2 separate regions of the Homo sapiens genome follow, and region 1 is linked to region 2. A link is a loop called in an ENCODE intact Hi-C map of the cell type or tissue named here. Cell type or tissue: Caco-2. All regions are shown on one strand. Links, peaks and the distances in the headings refer to the core of each region. The heading gives the core; the rest is flanking DNA. Region 1 has its middle 200 kb from the start of RXFP2. Region 2 has its middle 150 kb from the start of RXFP2.

Region 1 (10,436 bases), core at 1,625-9,624, 50 kb after region 2:
GCAGTCCTTGCAAATGAAGACATACAGTGATGAATGAAATATGAATGAACCTTCTGAGACCTGGCTTTGGGTGATTCTGGGCCTTAACCAAATAGCTTATTACAGGAAAAACCAATGTGAGGTATGGCCTTAAACATTCTCTAAATGATGCAGGGTGTGCACCTTGTAGTCCCACCCTTGGCCAGGGCTCTGTTTTCGCAGTTCCCACCCAGCCCTCCATGCAGCTAACACTCCTGACTTCAGAAGCAGGGCCCTGCCCCTTACTGCCTTATTTCACTTAGGATGTTACAACAGGGTTGGGGGCTTTCCTAACTCTTTAAGCTTCTCAGGGAGACAAAGTGTGGTAACTAAAAGCTAAGTCATACTTGCAAATAAGTTAGAAATAACAAATACAAGGTTATTACCTGCAATTTGTAAACAAATTTGATAGTCATTCTCCTCTCCTCCTCTCTCAAGGTTAGAGAGTTAAAAATTGTAATTATAGGTTGGGGACTGTGGCTCACACCTGTAATCCTAGCACTTTCGGAGGCCAAGGTGGGCAGATCACCTGAGATCAGGAGTTCGAGACCAGCCTGACCAACATGGTGAAACCCCATCTCTACTAAAAATACAAAAATTAACTGGGCTTGGTGGCGTGTACCTGTAATCTCAGCTACTCAGGAGGCTGAGGCAGGAGAATCACTTGACCACGGGAGGTGGAGGTTGCAGTGAGCCGAGATTGCACCACTGCACCCCAGCGGGGGTGACAGACTGAGACTTCATCTCAAAAAAAAAAAAAAAAAAAAAGCCAGGAGAATCGCTTGAACCCAGGAGGCAGACATTGCAGTGATCCAAAATGGTGCTATTGCATTCCAGCCTGGGCAACAAGAGCGAAACTCTGTCTCAAAAAAACACTTAAAAGTTCCTCTACAGTTAGCAGGAGGCTTCGCACATACAGTCATGTGCCACATAATAATATTTTAGTCAATGATGGACTACATATATAACAGTGGTCACATAATCTTATAATACCATATTTTTACTGTACCTTTTCTATGTGATATGTTTAGATGCACAAATACTTACCATTGTGTTACAGTTGCCTACAGAATTCAGTGCAGTAACCGGCTGTGCAGGTTTGTAGCCTAGGTGCAACAGGCTGTGCCATATAGCCCAGGTGTGTAGTAGGTTATTCCATCTACGCTTGTGTGAAGACATTCTATGATGTTCACATAATGATGAAATCTACTAACGAGTCATTTCTCAGAATGTATCCCTGAGGAAAGCATGACTATTACCATTTTCTCCACTTTTAATCAGATGGCCTGCCTGGTTCAGAACGCCCTTGTAATTCTTTTCTTCTTACCCAAGCTCTCCCCTCCCATCAATGCCTTGCCTCAGTCCTTAGAGAATACTTATCTGAACATTTTTGTCATTACCATCTATGCGTTCACGCTCATATAGCATACACTCTCATGGAAATTATTTTGTGGACACCTTCTTCTCCAGAAAGATTTACAATTTTAAAGCAATAGACAGAAGACTCCATTATATCATTTTTAAATTGATAGACCTGATTTTTTCAGAGCAGTTTCAGGTTTACAAGAAAATTTACCAGGAAGTACAGAGAGCTGCCATATACCCCTTTCCCCCAGCCCAACACTTTCTCCTATTCTTAACATCTTGCATTAGTGTGGTACATTTGTCACAATTGATGAACCAATATTGATACATTATTATTAACTAAGGCCAGTTGTTTATGGGGGTTCACTCTTTGTGTCATACAGTTCTGTGGGTTTTGATCAATGTATAATGTCAGGTATCCCCCATTATAGTATCATATAGAATTGTTTCACTGCCCTAAATACACCCTCTGTTTTACCATTTCAATCCTGCCTCTCTTTTCCCAAATCCTTGGAAACCACTGGTATTTTTAGTCTCTATAGTTTTGCTTTTTCCAGAATGTCCTATAGTTGGAATCACACAGTATGCAGCTTTTTCAGACTGGTTTCTTTCACTTGACTTGACATCTCGACCTCATTATATTTTAGCACAGACCCCTACTCATAGCAAGACCTCAGTAAATATTTTATGAGCTGCTGTTGATGATAACTCCCATTAAGCAAAGCTTCATGGAGGAAGTGGCATTTGAGCTGATCTTTGAAAGATGAGCAGGATTCTACATGACAGCTAAAACATCCAGCAGAAGAAATAAACAAAGTGACATTAACAAAGTCACAAAGGTAAAGTTCCTGCACCTCTGAGGCTCATGTTCTTTGTCTAAACTTTTCTCCACCTGCTGTTGTTGATAAAGTCTTTCTCTCCTCCTCATGATTTGTCATTTTCTTGGGTGTTTTCAACATTCATGTATTGGCCCAAGTAATATCCTGTTGGCATTTTAAATTTTTTTATTTAATGCAAAAGTAAAATAAGTTTCAGAAGAGTTAAGTGAAGTGCCTGAGTTAGTAAGTGGCAGAACTGCTGCCTAACCCTAGGTGTTTTTGACACTCAAACATTACTGTGACATTTTATGTCCCTAAGGATTAAATTAATGTCAACTCAGATCCACTGAAGATTCAGTTATGGCCTCAGTGTATGCTTTGAATGAATCATCAACATATGATGCTATTTCTCCCATAGCAACAATGCATGCATTCTGGGTCCACGTGGTGGAACTGGGCATGGGTGCTGTTTATACTTCATAGCACACTTGTAGAATTTTTGCTTCCTCTCCCTGAAGCCAAGGAAGGAGTGTTTCTACCAAGTGACACAACAAGGATCCCAGTAAGCTGGAAATGAGACTGTCACTTGGCTATTTGAGCTCCTCACGTTCTTGAACCAATAGACAGACAGGAGGTTGCTTTACTGGCTCAGGTGAATGAGGTTAGTTTCCAAGGGGGAATCAGATTACTGCTACATAATTGTAGCAGGGAAGATCAAGTCTAAAATGTAAGTGATTCTCTATATCACAGGGAGGCTAACTCCCCCCGTGTCTGTCTCCTCTGGTGTCTCCAGCAGTAGCTGTGTTACTCTGTGGCTCCAGTTCTCAGTAACAGGCCTGCTGTGGTCCCACCTTCTGCCAAAGACCTTGAACTCGGGTCTCTGGTCATACCCCCTCCTCTCTTTGTCCTTCTGGCCAGGGGTGGTGGTGACTTGCTGCTATTGCTAATCTCCGGATGGTATCTCTGTGTCATAGTTTAGCTTTTCAGCTCTTTCATTACTTATGCACAAAATTCCTTGTATTAAATTATCTTTGTTTTAAATACCCAATGTGGTTTCTTTATTTCTGGCTTGGTTTGACCTTCACTGATATAGACTCCCTTCTCTTATTAATCTATCTGTAATCTCTCTAGAAAATAGCACCCCCTGTAGTAAGTATGGCTACCATCTAAACAAGGAAGATTTCCAAATCTGTGTCTTCAGTCCTGATGTCTCTTCTGAGAGTTGGTGCCTTTTCCACAGACGTAACTTAGATGTTGTGACAGTAAATATCAGCTACATTGAGCTGAGGAAATAAATGATCCCAAATTCCAGCAGCTTATGGTAAAAAATAGGTTTATGCCTTGCTTACACTACATACTCATCTCAAATCAGTTGAGACTCTACGTTGTTTTTCGTCTGAGACCGAGATTGTATGGAAAACATCTGGCTCTTAAGCCTTGTGCCTGGAAGGTCCACATGGTCACTCCTGCATTCATCAGGCAGAGAGGGGATCCAGGAGGAAGAAACCAGAATATTCGATACACTACACAGTTAACAAGCCCTCAAATGCAGCATGCCCACACAGAATTGCATCATCTTACCCCCCAATACGTTCCCCCACCTGTGCTCCGATTCATATAATGTCACCATCATCCAGAGTTACCTAAGATAGAAACCTAGGTGTTATCCCTGGTCTCATTCTTTCCTAATTTTCCCTCAATGCTTTCCCCCAATAAGTCACCAAGTTTCATTGAGTCCATCATGTAAGTACTTCTTAACACATTCCCATTTCCATTATTCATATTCAGATGACTGTCATCTCCAGAATGTCTCCAATCTTGTTTTCAGTTGATTCTCTATAGAATGTCCAATGTAGAATCAAAGAGGATCCTCTTTAAATCTTTACTGACCTTGGTTATAGATTAGTGAGTTATGACAGTATTTAGCATGAGGACTTGCAAAGAAAGAGAAAGTAACCCTGTGGGGATATATACGTGAAGCATTATTAATACTGCCTTCAAATTGCTCTTCTAGGAATGACAAGGAAGAAGAGGTTATGGAATGTTTACATTCCTGTGGCCATGAAAACACAATAAGTTGGAAGCATTGTTGGCAGCCAGCCAAGTGGGGCTGAGTTCTAAAGATTACAAATGTACAGCATCTTCTCCTGGTTATCACTTTATAAAGCGTCTGTGTTTACTAGTATTTAAGGTGATAAAAAATAGACCTTCCAAGGTATATAACTGCTGAGTTATAGGGTTGAATAGTCCAACCACTTACGCTATAACATTTGTTATAGAAGATTATATTTTTCCACTTAAGTTATAAAAAGACAGGAACCAATTTCTCCTATAATTAATTTCAACCTATAAATGCTGAGTGAGTTATTGGTTTAGCTAAAGCATTTTTGACTACTCAATCTGTCTCTGTCTGCATATGGATATCACTATTAGAGAGATTATAGCTAGTCTAGGCAGCTCTAATTGGGCAAAATACCCGGCTTCATTTCTTCCACATCAGAGAGATGTTTCTAAAGCACAGGACCATGATCATATCATACACACAGATGTGTAATAATTCACAGAATCAAAGGAAGAGCTCAACACCGGTCTATAGGATGGCTAGAAGTCAGGAAAGTCCTGAGAATCTGGGAGAGTATCTGCAGGGGACTGCCCTCTGGAGGACACATATCAAACAGCTTCCACTTTCGGAAACATCCCAAAACTTCAGGAAAGAGGAAGCAATTATTCTATAGAGAAAAACTGATAAGGAGGAAGGCCAGGCAAAATTCTAGTTATAAACAACCTTGTGAGGTATTCTTATTTGCTAATGACAAAAATGATGCTTTGAGAATTTAAATAATTTGTTCAGCTGGTAGTTATCAGAGACAGCCCTTAGTCAAGTCTATTTGACTCCAAAATCCATGCTCATAACCAGCATGCAACCATGGCCACTTACTCACCCTTGAGCCCTCAGTGACTGGTAAAGTATTAACACTAGGCAGGCATTCCATAAATATTCATTTCATTGAATGAAAACATGAATAAAAATGAATAAAGATAATAATAAATGGTCAAAAGTGGTCTAAGCTCCTAGCTGAAGCTTAGACTATGTGGCGATTTATGCAGGAACATGAGGGTGGAGGTATAGGATGAACCTACACTTCTATTCAGATATGATTTTTCCTAAGTAGGCTATTCTATTCTATGTTCTACCACCCCACTCCAGCCAATAATGCATCTCCTTTTCCCTGTGGCTCATTTAATCGCCTTTCTGATGGAAGCCTTCCTATATAGTTTCTGCCCTCATAGATCTTACTCTCATGTGAGCCCCAAAAAAAGTTGCATATTAACAACATTAATTACATTGATAGTATTGACTGGCATAGCTTGCTCATTGCTTAGTGTCTAATACATATTAAACAAAGCTTCTCCCCAACCAGATTAGCATCAGCTATGCAAGGACAGATAAAGGGTACTCCCAATCAGTCCCAGGGAATATACAACAAATTAAAGATGCTCCATGAATAATTATTTCTTGATTAATTGTTGAAGTATTGCCTCACAAATCAATAGCTTGTATCCTGAAATAGCAAAACCGAGCTCCCTGGCTGTAGAGCAGGGAGACCATAATTTAAAGGTTGTAAACTCAGGATGTGACCCTGCCACTGATTCACTGACCTGAAGCTGGACACATCCACACTGAGCTTGAATTCTGCCCTGTGTGCTATGCTGTCAGCAGGATGGGCAGTAAGATTTCATAAAACCAATGCTTAGAAAGACAATTAGAGAATCAGAGCAAGCCACTGCTTCAGAGCATCCTGCCTAATTTACTAAAAATGAAGACCATTCTTGACCTGGTCACTTCTTCCATGCTAAGCTGTGTGAAAACCATAAAATGCTTTTAAAATTAATCTCTCTGATGCAGTTTGTCTCCAGCAACATCCAAAATCTTATTTCTTTTTCCGTGGTTTTCTGAGTTTCTTTCAAGGAATTTGTGTGTGTGCGTATGTGTGTGTGTTTGTGTGTGTGTGAATGAGACTTAAGATATTTTTTGTGTGTCAGATGTTTTCTCTGGTGGATTTTTAAAAGTTCTCTGAGCAATGTTATACAGGTATCGACATTCTTCCAAATAAGTTACACAATGTTTTCAGTAAATACTTGGAGGGGAGAGGCACTAAAGATTAACAGCAATAAACACAGCAAAATTCAGGTGTCTCAAATTTCCTTTCTTGAGAACAGATATCCTGGAGCTGACAAAATGAAATTGAAGCTCACAGAAGGAATCAGGGAGTACATCAAAACACACACACACACACACACACACACACACACACACACATACACACACACACAGATTTACTCTTACTAACCAAAATATGCATAGCTCTCCTTACACCCTAAAAACCATTTGCAGGACAGTGAGTGGGGAGACGTTTCTGGGCACCTGACTCAAGGCAGTAATTAAAAATCATCATCTGTTTCCTTTCTTCACCCAGTCCGTGGTGTTTAGGTGAAGTTTTCAGCTGTTGATAGATTAGATTTCCTAGAATAGCAGGATGAGTGATTTTCAAGATCTAAGAGAGGTTAGAATGTAGCTCTTGCTGAAATCGCCCATGTGAAGAACAACATTGAACAGCATATCAGGCAAAATGCAACTTTGAGGAAATCTGCCCATAACTGTGAAACATCAAACCCCTTTGAAGTGTCAAAAGCATCTTCGTACATTAAGTCCTGGAGGTAAAAACCTCCAGAGCACAGGCTTTTTCTTTTCAGAAGACCCTAGAGATGAAACTTTGAAGGTTTTGGGGCCCTATGAGTTTAACTGTCAATTCTTCTGTTCCATTTTCTTTTTTCTGCCTTTTTAAAGAAAAGGCCCCTGCTGCGAGATGTTATAAAAAGCTGCAATTTCCACTTTTGATTAGTTTTCATATTCTTGAAGCCACAAGGCAAATGCAGGGCAGGTGGAAATGACTTTTAATTCCCTTTTTCATGTAGAAGGTAACGAAGCAAAAGACACAGGGGTGGCTTCATCAGGCACCTGGGGACCCCAAAAAGACATGAGGAGTTGCCCACAAAAGCTGCCAACAGCTCCTTTTTTATTAATTCTACAGGACAAAACAAGATAGCACAAAACATAGGGATGCTTTTAGGGAATCACTTATTGCAGGGGTAGAAGAGACAGAGATGATAAAGAAAGCCAAGGGCCTCAAGGCAAAACATTAATACATTTTTTTAAGGCATCACAAAACTTCTATTACGAAGACCAGAGCCAAAGCAATCTTCTGAATTTTATGAATTTTACATCAGTATACCAATTGCATTTCTGAAGATGAAAATAAGCAATATTCCATGATATAAAATTATCAAATTAACACATTATCATGTAAACATATTGAGTCTACAAAGCCATTTGTTCTGATTCTGTAGCAATTGGTGCCAAAAATTATGTCCCAGAAATTTCAGACAATAATTCCAAGAAGGTTAAAACTACAACACACAGCTTTTCAGAGAGCAAATGAATGCATTTCTCAGAATTATTCTTGTATCTATTATCATAATCACCTCCAAGGAATTTTGATGTTGTTTCAGATATGCACAGTAAAGGGCATGGTCCTGCAGAGGTTTTCTTGGTGAGCTTACAAATACAGGTTCTTAGGCTGAGAGGAGCCCTGAGGTTCTACTCATGTCACTCATGAGGAAATGAATCAGTAAACTCCATTTGGGCCACGTTTCCTTGTGAAGTTCCTCCTCCATGGAGGAAAGGGTGTCATCATCAGTTTCATTAGTTACTAATCTTGGATAAGTAATTATCCCCTGCACACCAATTTCTCTATCTATAAAATTAAGATAATAATAGCTACACTGGATTTTAAGAGGGTCATATGAGATAATGTGGGTCAAAGTATAATCCACCCAACACTGGATGTGAAAGGATTATGGGTTAAAAATTCTGAATTTCCGCCAGAAGGAAGATGAGTAGGGAAAATAGCCCATATTTGTGCTCTGGCCCAGTGGTGGATCCACCCTAGCATAGATTAAAAAGGAAAATCATTCTCCTACCAAAAGAAACATAAGGAGGAAGGCTCTCCAACCAAGGTGAATGTAGACACAATTCACAGGAGAGGCAGCAGCAGAGCCGATTAAATAGAAGGAATAGTCCTATGTCACTCATCTATAGCCAGTGGCAGAATTTTTGCATTTTATATTAAATGAAGCAAACATCATTACGGATGACACTGACAATGATCCAGTGCTTCAGGTCTTTGGGGTCAATAAAATTGACTAAGCATTAGCAGGGAAGGGGGAAAAAAACCCCTCTTTAACCTCTAAAACATAGACATGCTGAATATAACAAAGAAGTATTTAAAACAGTTCAGCTTAAAACCAAAAAATGAAGAGAAAACTCCAAGTCACCATAGTGAGTGAATGCTGAAGCCAAGGGGTGATCCTTCTATTGGACCTAACACATAGGGAAAGAAGGCTGATCGGGAGGGAGTTCTGGTTCTAGCTTGAGTGCCTGGAGACAAGTCACAAAGGAAACTCCAGTTGTTTTCCCCTAAGAAATATGGGGGAAAAGAGCCACTCATGAGAAATCTGAGCCCTCCTCTTGTACCATGCACATGTGTGAAGTCTGAATTCTTGATATTTGCATGGTGGAGGAACACCAAGTTAAGAATGTAATAGAAAAGCGGTCTGACACTGTGGAAGCCCAGTGTGCTCCCAACGTGGGCAAACATAAAACTACTCTGAAGATTAAAGTCGTAACCAACACCCAGGAGATCCCCACAGAAGACAATCCAATGACAAGGAGCTCATAGTAAAAAATAATAGTAATAAAAATTGTAATAGTGACATAAGTAAACAAAAGAAGAGAGGAAAAGAGACTTCATTGGAAGATGTGCCTTCCCAGGAACTGAAGATAACAAGACCACCTCAAAGAGGATTTAAAATAAACACGTCTAAAATGTTTAAAGAAAGAAAGAAATGCAAAAAGATATTCAAGATGTTGGGGGAGGGAAAGAACAAATCTTTGCAAGAACAAAAGATATTCTTGAAATTGAATCTATGGTCACTGAAATTTAATAACTCAAAGAATAGAAAAATAGATTTAGGGACAGTGAGAAGTAGTGAATTAATAGTGTTAAAGGGTGAATTGAAGCCCTAACCCCCAGTAGTTTAGAATGTGACTGTATTTAGAGACAGGGTCCTTAAAGAAGCGTGGACCCTTGTGCGGTGTAACTGGTGCCCTTAAAAGAAAAGAAAATTTGGACACACAAAGAGACACTAGGGATGTGTTCACACAAAGGAAAGGCCGTGTGTCCATGCGCACAGAGGGCACAGCAAGAAGGTGGCCATCTGCACACCAGGGAAAGAGGCCTCATAAGAAACTATAATAGCCTGATAGATTCTTTCTGCCCACTGCACCGACAAAACCAGTTCACTGAGATCATGGTAGTGTACTAAAAGAAAAGTTTAATTGATACGAGGCTGCCATTTCATGCAGGAGATGAAGTTATTACTCAAATCAGTCTCTCCAAAGACTTGGAGATTAGGGTTTTTCAAAGACAGTTGGTTGACAAGGGGGTTAGGGAATGGGGAATGTTGACTGGCTGGGGATGAAATCATAGGAGTGTGGAAAACAGTCCTCCAATCTGAGTCTGCCTCTGGGTGGGGGCCACAGGACCAGTTGAGTCATGAGTCATGGGGCCAGTGGAGCCATCAGTCATCAGAAATGCAAAAGTCTGAAAAAAAATCTCAAAAGGCCAATTTTAGGTTCTACAATAATGATGTTATCTACAGGAGTAATCAGGGAAGTTACAAATCTCATAACTTTAGTTTTACGAAATTTAGTAAATTTGATTTTTTACTAAATTTAGTTTTACAAAACTAATTTAGTTTTGGGAAGGGCTATTATCTTTCTTTTAGGGTTAAACTATAAACTACATTTCTCCCAGATGAAGCTTGGCATAAGTTCAGGAATGACCAAGGAGAACTTGGAGGTCAGAAACAAAATGGAGTCAGCTATATCAAATTTCTCTTACTGTCATAATTTTGTGAAGGCAGTTTCACAACAAAACATGCCCACACCTTGATTTTGGACTTTGAGCTAACAGAACTTTGAGAAATAAATTTCTGTTGTTTAAACCACCCAGTCTGTAGTATTTTGATATGAAAATAACCCTGTAGACTAATACAAGTGGATAAGTACAACGACCAAACTGGAGCACAGAGGAGAAAAGAAAGCAAAGTGAA
Region 2 (10,436 bases), core at 1,411-9,410:
GGTCACTTGTATCAAATACAGCTGGTGGGTTGCATCATATGAGGTTTGAGAATTGATCAGTGGGTTTGACTACTTAGGGGTCATGGATTTTGGTAGGATAGTGAGGGCAAAATTTTAATCGAAGTCCGTGCAGGAGGGCTGGGTGCAGTGGCTCACACCAGTAATCCCAGCACTTTGGGAGGCTGGGGCAGGAGGATAGCTTGAGGTCAGTAGTTTGAGACCAGCCTGGACAACACAGTGAGACCCCATCTCTAGAAAAAGTAAAAAATGCAGCTGGGCTTGGTGGCACACAGGTATTGTTCAAGCTACTTGGGAGATGGAAGGATCGCTTGAGCCTGGGAGTTCCAGGCTGCATTGAGCCATAATTGTGCCACTGCATGCCAGCCTGAGCGACGGAGTGAGGCACTGTCTCTAAAAAAAAAAAGAAGACAAGAAATCAGTTCAGGAAGCAAACCAAGTATGGACAACTGTATCAAGAAAATTTACAGTAAATGGGAGAAACTACTCCAGTTTAATTCAGGAGGTGGATGTTTGGGTTAAGGAATTTTTCTTTCAAGTTGGGAAATAATAAAGCAGGTGTGTTTACTCACAGGAATGATCCAGTAGTGAGGGAACATGAAGACTGTACTAGATTTTGGAGACTACTTTTTCTGCTTAACACTTTGAACATTTTTTCACATAATTTTATTTTTTTGTGGATGGCTTAGTGGCTACATTATATTCCCTGGTATGAATACAATGATTTTAGAAGCCTTCTCCTTGTGTTACACATTTGGGCTGTTTAATCTTGTTTATCTTTGCTTATATTTTCCATTCCTTTTTTTTTTTTTTTTTTTTTTGAAACGGAGTCTCGCTCCGTTGTCCAGACTGGAGTGCAGTAGTGCGATCTCGGCTCACTGCAAGCTCCACCTCCCAGGTTTAAGCAATTCTCCTGCCTCAGCTTCCCTAGTAGCTGGGATTACAGGTGCACACCACCATGCCCAGCTAATTTTTGTATTTTCAGTAGAGACAGGGTTTCACCACGTTAGCCAGGCTAGTCTAAAACTCCTGACCTCAGGTGATCCGCCTGCCTTGGACTCCCACAGTGCTGGGATTACAGGCGTGAGCCACTGCACCTGGCTATTTTCCATTTCTAATTTTCAGCCAAGGGGTTTAAATATTTTAAAGTCTCATACACTGACACATTTGCTTTCCCAAAATCATGTTCCAAGTTTTCAATTAGAGATTTGAACGTTTGTTTATTTCAAAGAAAATCTCAGCTTCTTTTGCCCTCACTTCTAGCTCAGTGTCATGCTGATGGGTCGTCAGGATATTGGAGCTTCAGAAAAACTCTCAAAGTAGCCCCACCTCATTTCAACAGGATTGTTTCGAAGCAGTTGCCAAAGTTTTACTGCCAAGAGGTGTGCTTTTTTCTTCATATGTACAGTATTTTATTAAGTTCCCCAATGGAAGAGCTGAATTGTGCTGAAAGGAGAGCATATACCTTTAAGTAAGGGCTTTTCTTTAGATCTTTCAGTTGCTGTCTGTGAAACTGATTGATGTTTTTTTAATTTCCTATATGGAACTTTTCTGGCAGTCATTGTTTCTGCTTCAAAGGGGGGAGGAGAAGCAGGAGACTTTTCGTAGTTATTTCAAAGGGGAGGGGTGTGAATAGTGGTAAGTATATAATCATCAGGAGGGGAATTTATAAATATTATAAAACAAATTATAAATACTTATTATAAATTCAAATATTAGAACTATGAAAAATAAATTATAAATATAAAATTATATAAATGTTAAATATAATCAAATCATACTTTATTACAAATAAGTCATGATATAATTATACATAAATTATAACATTTAAAATATTGATATATTTTATTAAAATATATTATGAATATATAAATTATAAATACGATATGAATCAGCTAGAATATTTTAATATCCTGCTACTGAAAAAACTTATTTCTTAATTTGCAGGTTAGAATTAAAGAGAGGGAAAGATGTACTTCACAGCTGCTCCCCCAGAAGATACAATCACACAGAATTTCACACTTTTTTGCAGCCATAACTCCTTTTTGAATTGTAAGTTGTCAGAATCTCAGAAGAACCACATTGGTGTTATACAGATTTTGATATACTGAAAAAAGACATAAGTTGTGGTTTTCTCTAATTTTCTGTACATTATTTGCACAGTGTAGGTGGCCTTAAAGATTAAAGGGTTTTTTGTTTTTGTTTTTGATGAGAGTTAATTATAGCATTTTACAATCATTTGAGTTCTGTATAAAAGCCTTAATGAAAAATCGCTGGACAACAATGTAAAGCCCTTTAAAAACAAAGTTCCTTTCAGTGTAGGAAGGTCCTGATTTTTTTAATCTGTATTTACAGGAAGTAAAATAGCTCTGAAAGTTGAAAATATTTTCATAAGTCACTTGGCCACAAAACTTGCTCTGACCTGAACTCATTTGGCCATGAAACTTGACCTTAACTGACATGGGGCTATGATTAGTCTTTATTCGTCCCACTGTATGTAAATAATCATATATTTCTACACAGAGATATTAATGTATTTAATTACTGAAGCTGCCTTAGGACGCTGCAGAAATATTCTGAACATTGAAGCACCTCTGACTCCAAGGTTTCAGAAGAGGGATTATGAAGTTATATACTTTTCATTTTGAGTTCTGATATATTGCTCTTTCACATTTCCTTCTGAAAATAATTGGCGAAATGTTCAGAACTCCTTGATATGAGAATTCTGAAATAGAGTTCAAACTTTAAATCAGAATGAACTAGCACCATATTCCTGTTTTTTCAGTTCCTGTTGAAATTCACTATGTCGAAGTAAAATAGAAAAAGAGTTTTAATGATTAAGAAATAGGGTCTGGTTGAAGTATTGCATATTTCCATTCATTCCTTTTCATTCTCAGTTCTTTCCCAGCACTTAAAAATTTTATATTTTTGTTATATATTTTATGATTTATATTGGATGACATAATTGACATTTTTATCAACTTATTGATAAAAGGAAGTACATTTTTGTGGTCAAATTGTTCCTGGTTGAGACTGTGGACATAGGTAAAGTTTCAGCAGACCCAGACAGTAATTTCTCCGTTAGCAGATTTTTGGAAAACTTAATTTAAACACACAACAAAGGTGGAAAAATGACCAAAAGAGCTTCACTTTGTTTTTTGTTATTTCATGGTTGCTTATTAATTTACCTCAAAAGACAACGTTTGAAAAAAATTTTGATTTCTTTGTCTCAGAATAGATAAAGAGATGCCTTGGTAAATATATAAATAGTTTCTTTGTTAATGAATAACATAAGATGGAGAGATGACTGGAGAACTTCCCCAAAACCATATGAACCAAAAGCTCAAAACAGGCCCAGGTAACCACTGGTAGAATATCTTTCTTCTGTGACTTGAACATTTGTCTTCAATCAGATCTTCTGATTTTAACTCACATAGCCTGGGAATAGGGTAATTTCAATCCTGTTCCATTTCGTTGTTCTGTGTTTTTAGGAAGTCTGGGTTATGCATTTTTCTGCTTGGGTTAAAGAGATAAACACCTCAATTTTGGAAAAAAAAAACCAAACAAACAAAAACTATAGCACCTCATACAGAAAGGACTACCAAGGACCCAGATGCCTCAGGAATATCTTTTAGAGCCATCCACTGAGCAACCAACTGAAGCAGGTCAAGGTACCAGCCATGGGCCAAGGGAAGATGAAAGAGTTACTGAAGAAAAGAACTGATAAAAACTATAAACAATCAGTCACCGAAATGAGAACCATGGCATGTACCCATATTTTCTTGTCGTATCATGTAATGATAATACTTTCATAATAATTTATTTTTATCTCTTCCATTCCCCTAGTGTATACAGAATGTGTTGTGATGGTGACCTTCACAGATTTAGTCCAGAGGCAGCAGAAGACCAATATGGGATTGGAAGAAAACTTGGTTAAAAAAAAACAAAAAACAAAAACTTGGCCCCAAATTCCTGAATTCAGTGCTGTATGCAAAAAAAGAGAAACTCTTGAGTGGTTTCCTTTTGGGATAGAGTGAGTTTTAATTTATTCAGTTCCATTGAGGGATTTTTTACTTGAAAGTTTAAGCACATAAGAAGATTATGTGTAGGTATTAGAAAGACAAGTGGACATTTGTCATTCTTGGTGCCTATCACTGTTGTCCTGTCTGCCTAGTGCTGAAGTCCAAACTCAAAGTCCCAGTCCCTTGCCAGGAGGAGGTAAAGAATGGAGCCAGGTGCTGACAATCAGGAGCCTTGTGCTGTATTCCTTTCAGAAATGAGTCTTCTGGGAAACGAGCTCTGCTGGGGATCCCATTTTGCTGAAACAGGTGGCAGTGGAGCTGCTGGCTTTGGGCCTGGTAGCTTGAGGGTGGCCTGTGGAGTACATGACATAGGACTACATCCATCCAATGCCTGTCAGCTTCTAAGTGTCCAAAAAATGGTTGCTATTGATACCAGTAGTAGTAGCGGCAGCATATAATAAAGTTCCCTAATTCTGATGCATTTAAATTTAGACTAGATGACCACCCCAGATAGTATAGAGTACCTGTGTTACAGACTATGGGCTCTTAGATTCCCCAGGTAATAGAAATCAACACAAGCCAAGCATGTTTCCTCGATGAGGCTCTATTCTGGGGCTTGTGCAAGGGAAACAGCTGAGGTATAAGGATTTTCTAGCTAGCTCTCTGAAAACAGCCCCAGTAGGGAATTTTTATTAGGTGAAGAGTAGGAATTGACATCAGGGGTGGGGTTTGCAGGCTGCGTAAAGCATGGGAGCTGTAGGGTATGCAGGTCAGCACTTCTGGTTGCCATGGTTATCTTGAGTAAAGGGCAACCTGGTAGTCTGGCAGGTGGCAACAAGGCTGTAAATCAATTGTCCAACATTCCTTCCCAAGGTGGAACACTCCACAACCTTGGTTCAATATTGTGGATCTCCGAAGGACAGTTCCTGGAATTCTTTAAGTAAAAGGCATGGTTAAACATTATGAGAGCAAAGAAAAATGGCTATTTTCTTTGTATGACTAAACCCTTGGGGTTAGTGGGTACAGCATCAGCGAGGTAGTAGTCTGGGTTTTGTGGAGAGAGGAAAAAAAAAAAGAAAAAAATATCTGAAGGAGGAGCTGTGTCCCACTCCTGTCTCACTTGGACTAGGTCTTTGGTGCACGTGGGTTACTTTTTTGTTTTCCTTGCTCTCATTCCATAGCGTAGCTGTCCCTGCCCTATCTTCTGTGATTCTAGAGGGCCATCTATAAGGGCTCTGTCTTAGTTTGTTTGTGATGCTATAACACAGTACCACAGACTGGGTAATTTATAAAGAACAGAAATTTGTTACAAGTAATGGCAAAAACCACAATTATTTTGGCACCAATCTAATGTTTCTCCCAGTGCTGGATGCTGGGAAGCCTCAAATCAAGGTACTGACAGATTCCGTTGTCTGGGGGAAGGCTGCATCCTCAGAAGGGGAGGGGATCTGTCTTCACATAGCAGCAGAGCAGAAGAGAGCAAGCAGGAGATGAACAGCATGCAGCCTTGTTTGTAAGGCCTTAGTTCCACTGATGAGGGCAGAGCCCTCTTGAACAAATCATGTCTTAAAGCCACACCTCTTAATACCAACACATGGACAACATCAGAATTTTGGAAGAGACATATTCAAACAATAGCATTCTGCCCCAGCCCCCCAAATTTATATCCTTCTTATATACAAAATGCATTCTTTCTATCCCAGTAGCCCCCAAAAGTCTTAACTCATTCCAACATCAACTTTACAGTCTGAGTCCAAAGTCTAATCTAAATCAGATATCAGTGAGATTCCAGGCACAATTTATCCTGAGGTGAATTTCACTCCAGCTATGAGCCTGGGAAATAAAACAAGTGATTTGTTTCCAAAATACAGTGGTAAGGCATAGGATAGACATTCCATTCCAAAATGGAGCAACAGGAAAGAAGACAGGAGTAACAGACTCCAAGTAAGTTCAAAACCCAACAGGGCGAACAACATTAAATCTTCAGTTTCAAGAACAATACTTTTACTGCCTTCCAGACACACTGGGGCAGAGGTTGGGCCCTTAAGGCCTTAGACAGCCCTCACAGCCCCCTCACAGCTTTGCTGGGCACAGCCCACGCAGCAGCTCTCACTGGTTGGAGTCAGGTGCCTGCAGCAATCCCAAGCTGGTATCGCATGCTGGTAGCTCTACATACACTTATGGGGTGTTGGGGGTGACCCTGCCCCTATGGTTCCACTAAGCATTGCCTTAGTAGGGGTCTTTCTGCAGTGGCCCGCTCCTGAGGCAAGTCTCTGCCTGAGCCCTGAGGCTGTCAACATCCTTTGAAATCTAGGTGGAGGAAGCCATACCTCTAAAGCACCTCTACCCTACAAGCCTGTGAAGTTAGTACCATGTGGACACCACCAACACTCATCACTTATACCTTCTAGAGTGATGGCCCAAGTCACACCTTCACCTATCTGTGCCACAGCTGGGGCAGCCAAGACTGCTCTGAGCCTGAGCAGCAAGCCTCAAGAGGTAGGGCTTTCAAGAGGTGATTAGGTCATGAGGACTCCTCCCTGGTGAATGAGATTAAAGCCCTTGGGAATGGGACATCGCAAAGCATTCCTCTCATTCACTCTTCTGTCATATGAGGACACAGCAATCCTCCCATCAGAGATGCATCCTTCCCCAGACACCAAACCTACCTGTGCCTTGATCTTGGACTTCCAGCCTCCAGAGCTGAGAGAAATAAATTTCTGTTCTCTGTAAATTACCCTTTAAATTGTTTTGGCCTTGAGGTCCTGTCACTCTGGGACTGTGAAGGGAAGGACAGCCTCTCTGTGTTATTCTCTCATTATCTTGATGAATAAGCACCTGGCTTCCTTCTAGCCATACTAATCTTCTTAACAAATGGTCTCTTTACACACTCTGTTTTTTCTACTAAACACGCTTCTTTATTCTTTTTACATGGCCAGGCTGCAAAATTTCCAAATCTTTATATCCTGCTTCTCTTTGAATTACAATTTTCACCTCTAAATCATTTATCTCTTCTCACATTTTACTATCAGCAATCAAGAGAAACCACACAGCCCCCTCACTACTTGGCTGTTGAGAGATTTCTTCTTGCAGATATCCTAGTTCGTCCCTCTTATGTTCTGCCTTTCACAAAGTCCTAGGTCATGGACGTAATTCTCTGTTGCTTTGTAACAAGGATGGCCTTTCATCCAGTTTCCAAAACCTTTTTCCTCATTTCTACCTGAGACCTCATCAGAAATGTCTTCACTGTCCATATTTCTACCAACATTCTGTTCACAACCACTTAGATAATTTCTGGAAAGACTGAGGCTTTCCCTATGGCTTTCCTCTTCTTCTGAGTGCTCATTAGAATTGCCCTCAATGATCCCTTCATGGAAACACAGACTCACTCTATTTTCCAGCACTCACTTCAAAACTCTCCCAGTCTCTACCCATGACCTAGTTCCAAAGCTGCTTCTACATTGTCAGGTATTTGTTATAGCAACACCCCACTTCTCTTGTTCCAATTTATGTCTTAGTTCATTTGTGTTGCTATAACAGAATACCACAGACTGGGTAATTTACAGAGAACAGAAATTTATTTCTCTCAGCTCTGGAGGCTGGAAGTCCAAGATCAAGGCACTGGTAGGTTTGGTGTCTGGGGAAGGATGCATCTCTGATGGGAGGATTGCTGTGTCCTCATATGACAGAAGAGTGAATGAGAGGAATGCTTTGCAATGTCCCATTCCCAAGGGCTTTAATCTCATTCATGAGGGAGGAGTCCTCATGACCTAATCACCTCTTGAAAGCCCTACCTCTTAATACTGTGATTTCCCCCAGGGGTGGGCATTTGATCCAACAGAGCTAAATTTGGGATTGATGTAGCTGCTGGGGGAGCAGAAAGGAGGTCATTTCTGAGATAATCACCCCTTATGATTATCAAGCTACTGTGACTGTCATTGTACACAGGCAGAGAGCCTAACCTGGCTTAGATGAGAACAAGCAGAAGTTAATAGAGCTAAGAAATGAAAACAGAGAGGAAGAGAGAAAGGGAGAGACTCAGTGGGGTATCTTGGGAACAGGCTGATCAAGCTATGGCTTGATCCTAAAGTTAACAGACTTCCCAGTGATGTGAGCCAACAAACTCCATTTTGATTTAAGCTATTTTGTACTAAATTTCTGTCCTTTGCAACAGGGAAAGTCTGCCTGAAAGAACAAACATGGGCCGTGCGCGGTGGCTCATGCCTGTAATCCCTGTACTTTGGGAGGCTGAGGCAGGTGGATCACAAAGTCAGGAGTTCGAGACCATCCTGGCTAACACGGTGAAAACCCGTCTCTACTAAAAACACAAAAATTTAGCCAGGCATGGTGGCGGGCGCCTGTAGTCCCAGCTACTCTGAAGGCTGAGGCAGGAGAATGGCATGAAGCCGGGAGGTGGAGCTTACGGTGAGCTGAGATCATGCCACTGCACTCCAGCCTGAGTGACAGAGCGAGACTCTGTCTCAAAAAAAAAAAAAAAAAAAAAAAAGAACAACCATGGTGTTTTAAAATCCTTAGATACTGAGAGTTTCTGAATATTTTTCCCTTTTCTTAAGCACCAAGTCATATCCAGACCCATATTGTACTCTGTAAATACTTCATTTTCTTAAATAGAACTTCTGAAAATAGTTTTAAAAAATATGTAATTACTGGGGATTCTAAGATGGCCGAATAGAACAGCTCCAGTCTATAGCTCCCAGCATGAGTGACACAGAAGACAGGTGATTTCTGCATTTCCAACTGAGGTACTGGGTTCATCTCACTGGGGCTTGTTGGACAGTGGGGGCCGGACAGTGGGTGCAGCCCACTGAGCTTGAGCCAAAGCAGAGCAAGGCATTGCCTCACCTGGGAAGCGCAAGGGGTCAGCGAATTCCCTTTCCTAACCAAGGGAAGCAGTGACGGACAGCACCTGGAAAATCGGGTTACTCCCATGCTAATACTGAGCTTTTCCAGTGGTCGTAGCAAACGGCACACCAGGAGATTATATCCCACACCTGGCTCAGAGGGTCCCATGCCCACAGAGCCTTGCTCACTGCTAGCACAGCAGTCTGAGATCGATCTGCAAGGCAGCAGCAAGGGTGGGGGAGGGATGCCTGCCATTGCTGAGGCTTGAGTGGGTAAACAAAGTGGCCAGGAAGCTCGAACTTGGTGGAGCCCACTGCAGCTCAAGGAGGCCTGCCTGCCTCTGTAAACTCCACCTCTGGGGGCAGGGCATAGCCGAACAAAAGGCAGCAGAAACCTCTGCAGACTTAAATGTCCTTGTCTGACAGCTTTGAAGTGAGCAATGGTTCTTCCAGCACGGAATTTGAGATCTGAGAATGGACAGACTGCCGCCTCAAGTGGGTCCCTGACCCCCGAGTAGCCTAACTGGGAGGCACCCTCTAGTAGGGGCTGACTGACACCTCACACGGCCAGGTACCCCTCTGAGACGAAGCTTCCAGAGGAACAATCAGGCAGCAGCATTTGCTGTTCAGCAATATTCGCTGTTCTGCAGCCTCTGCTGCTGATACCCAGGCAAACAGGGTCTGGAGTGGACCTCCAGCAAACTCCAACAGACCTGCAGCTGAGGGTCCTGACTGTTAGAAGGAAAACTAACAAACAGAAAGGACATCCACACCAAAACCCCATCTGTACGTCACCATCATCAAAGACCAAAGGTAGATAAAACCACAAAAATGGGGAAAAAACAGAGCAGAAAAGCTGAAAATTCTAAAAATCAGAGTGCCTTTCCCCCTCCAAAGGAACACAGCTCCTCAGCAGCAACGGAACAAAGCTGGATGGAGAATGACTTTGACGAGTTGAGAGAAGAAGGCTTCAGAAGATCAAACTTCTCTGAGCTAAAGGAGGAAGTTCGAACCCATCGTAAAGAAGCTAAAAACCTTGAAAAAAGATTAGACGAATGGCTAACTAGAAAACCAATGTATAGAAGTCCTTAAATGACCTGATGGAGCTGAAAAACATGGCACGAGAACTACATGATGAATGTACAAGCTTCAGTAGCCGATTCGATCAACTGGAAGAAAGGGTATCAGTGATTGAAGATCAAATGAATGAAATGAAGCAAGAAGAGAAGTTTAGAGAAAAAAGAGCAAAAAGAAACGAACAAAGCCTTCAAGAAATATGGGACTATGTGAAGAGGCCAAATCTACGTCTGATTGGTGTACCTGAAAGTGATGGGGAGAATGGAACCAAGTTGGAAAACACTCTGCAGGATATTATCCGGGAGAACTTCCCCAACCTAGCAAGGCAGGCCAAACATTCCAATTCAGGAAATACAGAGAATGCCACAAAGATACTCCTCGAGAAGAGCAACTCCAAGACACATAATTGTCAGATTCACCAAAGTTGAAATGAAGGGAAAAATGTTAAGGACTGCCA

Evidence for each region. A loop is a pair of places that touch in the nucleus more often than their neighbours do. Peaks named below come from ENCODE experiments on the same cell type or tissue, not always from the same donor. Only the 100,000 strongest peaks of a DNase experiment are listed, where the experiment ranks them.
Region 1: a loop joins it to region 2, with 7 times the contacts of the local background. A loop is called at or near these places in 2 of 110 quality-filtered maps.

The regions. Positions count from the first base shown.
Region 1 is chr13:31,532,677-31,543,112 of GRCh38, reverse strand. No RefSeq gene overlaps it. Among named protein-coding and RNA genes, the nearest start is that of RXFP2, 200 kb to the left of the region's middle. In Caco-2, for the core only: a CTCF peak has its summit at 4,841 (motif pointing left); a DNase peak (open chromatin) is centred at 4,291.
Region 2 is chr13:31,582,908-31,593,343 of GRCh38, reverse strand. No RefSeq gene overlaps it. Among named protein-coding and RNA genes, the nearest start is that of RXFP2, 150 kb to the left of the region's middle. In Caco-2, for the core only: no CTCF peak of the experiment used is centred there; DNase peaks (open chromatin) are centred at 4,243 and 4,823.